Regions from separate parts of the Homo sapiens genome. Here region 2 is linked to region 1. A link is an interaction called in ENCODE POLR2A ChIA-PET data of the cell type or tissue named here. Cell type or tissue: PC-3. All regions are shown on one strand.

Region 1 (2,500 bases):
GGTCAATGTTGATGTGATTGGTCTTCTCTTCCTATGTGTCACCTCATGGATTCTGGATGACCACTATTACACCCTGTCATGTCTCCACTGAAGAAAGATAAGGGGGGAAAGGCAGAGGGGGCTTAGGGCAATGTTAGCTATATCCATGCCTTTTAATCAGGAGAGCAAAGAGCTTCTTCAGAAACCCCTCTGCCCTAGTTGACTTCAGCTGTGAATTCATCTTAGGGGCCAAAAGTGGGTCACGTGGTGGCCCCTCACTTCAAGAGCAGCAGAGAAAATGAGTGCGCAGCTTTTCTGCCTCTGTAGTAGTGGCCAGTGAAGCAAGAAGTGGTTGGGAATAGTGTTTATCAGCCACCCATGGAGTCCGCCACAGTGGGGTTTTGTCCTGTGGTCAGAAGGCAGCGTAGGGACAGATGCATATGTTCTTTGGACTGGTTGGTTCTTTTCCCCTTTTCTCCAGAGATAAATGTGTTGATCTTTAGTAGTACATAAAAAATAATTTTATATTTATTTATATATTTATATTTATAATTTCTTTTCTATCTGTTATCCTACAAATAAAATGCAATATTGACCATGACCCACAGTAAGAAGTACAATTTGGTACACACCCAAACAAGACAATAAAACAAAGGTTTTCATGAAACTGCACCCTGCTAGGTGGGATGTTTTCTATTCTGTTCTACTCCAGCTGTTAATTTTTTTAAAATGCTGGTCGAGACCCACTAAATTGATTTCAGAACCCACCAGGTCTGTGGGTTGTGAGGCTTAGTGTGTGAAACACCACTTCATTACATACTATGTGACTCAAGGTGGAAAAGAGCGGTCACAGCACAGGTGGAGGGACTGAAGTAGACAAGAGTTAGCCCAAACTGGAATGCAGTAGTGCAGTAGTCTGGTCTAGTGGGAGGAGCATTAGACCTGGGTTCTGGTTCTGCCACTTACTCTGTGTCTCTGGTAAGTTTTAGTTCCCTCATCTGCAAAAGGATGGGAAGTCACTTGGGAATGCTTCCAGTTAAGGAAAAGGGTCCAGGGTGAACTTTATTAGAAGGGTGCCGGGTAAGGAGCTCACAGATTCAGAGAATGTTGAGTGTCCAGCTCCCAGGGAAGGAGGCTCCCTGGCAGGAGTTCATGGGCCATCTCTTTAGGGCATATCTTTATTGGGATGACTGCCAACCCCTTTTTGTCTTTGGATGACTCAGCTCCAAGTCCCAAATATCTGGGAGAAGGGATCTGACTGGCCTAGCTTGGGTTATTTGCTGAGCCCTTGGGAATCCTGCTAATTGGGAAAGAAGCAGTTCCCTAAACGGAAAGCAGAAATGTTTTTAAATCTTGTAACACTATTTGTGGCTAAGATGTCATTGCTTTTGTTCTGAATGACTGTTTCACTTTAATTCCTTTCTCGGGGTCAGGGAGATTTCCCGTGAGAACATCTTTAGACAGTAAAATATGTCCTTGGGGGTTTTAATTCATGTTTAAGGGATTTTGTCAAAAGATTGGCCTTTCATTGGCTGAGAGGATTACAGATTGAGAACTCAGTTGTGGATGATTTCCACTGCCATTTTCCTTGTCATTCCCCTAGGGAGGGCTTGTAGTTAGGTTGCGTCTGCTGCAGCTATTGCTCACTGTTCCCCTCTCCCGGTTGTAGAAGGACCAAAGTGGCCAATGACTCTAAGCCCTCTGTCCCTCTTGCAGCACCTGTGCCTGTGTGGAATACTATGGGAAGGCTCTGGAAGTGCTGGTGAAGGGCGTGAAGATTATGTGCATTCACGGAAAGATGAAATATAAACGCAATAAGATCTTCATGGAGTTCCGCAAATTGCAAAGGTGGGTGGGCTTCATTGAAGGTAGCAGCTCTCCTGCCACACTGCTCTTTCAGGTCCCCAAATGCCCCATTCTCTAGTAGCCTGTGCTGTCCGCATGTGTTGTCTTTCCTGCCTGGAACCCTCTTCCCTCTCTAATCTGGTTATCACATCTCTGTAAACACCCCGAGCCTCCATTGCCCTGTTCCAATTGCTTTGCCTTTTGCTATGTCATTTCCCTAGTTACTGAACTTCTGTGCTAGACAGCAGGCTCCGTGACACAGGAGTCCTGTGTATTGTCTTCACTCCCAGATTGCCCTGTGCCCGGTCCAGGGAAAGGTTGTGATGACTGTCAAGCAGCAAGGAGCAAATCCATTTGTCCTGTCTGGGTAGAAACTGTCTGTGGCTTAAGGCCGGACACGGTGGCTCACGCCTGTAATCCCAGCACTTTGGGAGGCCGAGGCGGGTGGATCACGAGGTCAGGAGATCAAGACCATCCTGGCTAACGTGGTGAAACCCTGTCTCTACTAAAAACAAAAAATTAGTCGGGCATGGTGGCTGGCGCCTGTAGTCCCAGCTACTCCAGAGGCTGAGGCAGGAGAATGGTGTGAACCCAGGAGGCGGAGCTTGCAGTGAGCCGAGACTGCGCCAGTGCACTCCAGCCTGGGTGACAGAGTGAGACTCCATCTCAAAAACAA
Region 2 (2,500 bases), 220 kb before region 1:
GTCATCCAGGCTGGAGTGCAGTAGCTCACTGCAGCCTCAACCTCTCAGGACCAAGTGATCCTCCTACTTCAGCCTCCCGAGTAGTTGGGACCATAGGTGTGCACCACCATGCCTGGCTAATTTCTTTCCTTTTTTTAGAGACGGGGTTTTGCTGTGTTGCCTGAGTTGGTCTTGAACTCCTGGGCTCAAGTGATCCTCCCGCCTCAGCCTCCCAGAGTGTTGGCATTACAGGCATGAGGCACTGCGCCCAGCCAGCAGCCCGTCTTTGAAACTCCTCTGAGGCCCTCATGGGCAGGTGACTGAGTGACCTGCAGGCTCCAGTGGACAAAGGTGTTTAAGTGACATCATCTCCAAGGAGCTGTGTGCCTCCTCGGTGTGTGCCTTCTAAGGAGCTGTGTGCCTCCAGGTTTTCAGTCCTGATATTTATTTTCTCCTCTTCCCCTCTTACCCAGAGCTCAAGGAAAAACGCAACAGAATCGCAAACTTACGGATTTCTACCCTGTCCGAAGGAGCTCCAGGAAGAGCAAAGCCGAGCTGCAGGTAGTCACGTGCTTTAAATTCCAGTTTGTGGAGGGGCAGGGTGGCCCACCAAGCAGTGCTTGGCGTGTGCGTATGTGTGTGTCCTCAGCCTTGTTTTCGTCATCTTGGAGCAAGTCTCTTGGCCCCTCTGGACTTGGTTTTCTCCTGGATCTATCGGGGATCCTCACAAAGCTTGTCCTGCCTTTCTGCTGGGGTCACTGCAGGGCTTGGTTAAGACACTTGTGTGAAGGAACCTTGTGACTTGTAGCATGTGGCAGGGAAAGCCAGGTGTGACTCTGAAGGTGGATTTTCCAGGACTTGTTGGCAGAGCCATTGGGAGCCTGGGACTGTGGGAAAGGCTGCCTGTTCTTTCAGAGGCTTTTCTTGTCTGTTTTCTGGAAGTTTCCATGTTGTGGCCCAGGGTGTTAAACAGCAGTGGCTTGGGGCCACTTGCTGGTTGCGTAGCCTTGGGCCAGTCACTTACCCTGTCCATGCCTTGGCTCTCCAGTCTGTAAAATGGTACAATAATGTAGTACCTGCTAGAGCTGTGGTGAGCATTCAATAAATGTGGTCATGCAAGAGGAACCCTTAGAACCATGCTTGGCACTCAGTAAGTGCCAGCTAACTGTTACTATCGCCACCTCTGCTTCCTCAGTGTTGTCACTCCCGTCTGCTCTTTCCCACGCTGCTGCCATACTAGGAGCCTGCAGACCAGTGAGCAGCACCGGCTGGAAGGCCAGCTGGCCTATGCGGGCCTCCGCTGCCATGTTTGCAGAGGGTTGAGCTATGCGGCAGGCAGTCAATATTTGCTGCAGTGAGGTGTGGTTATTGCCTTTCTGTGAAGGAAACGCAGGGCATGGCAGGTCCCTCTGCTCTTCCCCCTCAGGGACACCTGGGGCTGCCCCTCTGCTCTCCCTCACCCCCACAGTGACCACCGGGTTGGGAGAGGTGCTCAGGATTGCATCCTACACAGAGAGGTGGGGACCCCGGCTTTGGCAGTTTCAGCATTTCAGCCCTCATGCGGACTCCTTCAGCGTTCTTGATGTTAAATGCGCAGATACACAGTGGTCTAGTATTCTTTCTCTTTTTCTTTTAATTGATGAAGCTTCATTTAAAAAAAATTTTTAAAAAGGTCCATTTTCTTCCCCACAGAGAGCAGCTTTGGTTTTATTGCCTGAAAAAGGCAATGTCTTTCAGCCAAGAATGAGCTGTTTAAAACATTTGTCAGCAGTGGGAGGCTGTGCTAGGTCACTTTTTTTTTTTTTTTTTTTTGAGATGGAGTTTTGCTCTTGTTGCCCAGGCTGGAGTGCAATGGCGTGATCTCGACTCACCGCAACCTCCATCTCTTGGGTTCAAGTGATTCTCCTGTCTCAGCCTCCTGAGTAGCTGGGACTACAGGCATTCGCCACCACGCCCAGCTAATTTTGTATTTTTTTTTTTTAGTGGAGATTGGATTTGTCCATGTTGGTCAGGCTGGTCTCGAACTCTCGACCTCGGGTGATCCGCCCACCTCAGCCTCCCAAAGTGCTGGGATTACAGACGTGAGCCACCGTGCTCGGCCTGCTAGGTCACTCTTAAAGACAGCACTGGGCCAGGTGCAGTGGCTCACACCTGTAATCCTAGCACTTTGGGAGGCCCAGGTGAGCGGATCATCTGAGGTCAGGAGTTCGAGACCAGCCTGGCCAACATGGTGAAACCTTGTCTCTACTAAAATACAAAAATTAGCCAGGCATGATGGCAGGTGCCTGTAATCCCAGCTACTTGGGAGGCTGAGATGGGAGAATCACTTGAACCCAGGAGACGGTAGTTGCAGTGAGCCGAGATCGCGCCACCGCACTCCATCTTGGGTGGCTGAGCAAGACTCCGTCTCAAAAAAAAAAAAAGACAGCACTGCAGATGGTGAGGTGGTGCCAGACCACAGAATCCCAGACACCTCCCAGCCAGGGTTGGAGCTGCGGTGTGCCCACACACAGGGCCTCTG

The links. ChIA-PET counts read pairs that join two places held together with the same protein. Peaks named below come from ENCODE experiments on the same cell type or tissue, not always from the same donor. Only the 100,000 strongest peaks of a DNase experiment are listed, where the experiment ranks them.
Region 2: POLR2A ChIA-PET joins it to region 1 with 8 read pairs; 10 of 35 experiments call an interaction of 5 or more read pairs at or near these places.

What each region holds. Positions count from the first base shown.
Region 1 is chr12:123,613,490-123,615,989 of GRCh38, forward strand. DDX55 (DEAD-box helicase 55) reads left to right here. Exons shown (of 14, transcript NM_020936.3): 9 at 1,696-1,827. LOC105370041 (a long non-coding RNA gene) reads right to left here. Exons shown (of 3, transcript XR_945475.3): 3 at 1-476. Among named protein-coding and RNA genes, the nearest start is that of SNORA9B, 2.0 kb to the right of the region's middle. In PC-3, no CTCF peak of the experiment used is centred here; a DNase peak (open chromatin) is centred at 1,172.
Region 2 is chr12:123,395,893-123,398,392 of GRCh38, forward strand. It overlaps KMT5A (lysine methyltransferase 5A), which reads left to right. Exons shown (of 8, transcript NM_020382.7): 5 at 453-540. Among named protein-coding and RNA genes, the nearest start is that of KMT5A, 13 kb to the left of the region's middle. In PC-3, no CTCF peak of the experiment used is centred here; no DNase peak of the experiment used is centred here.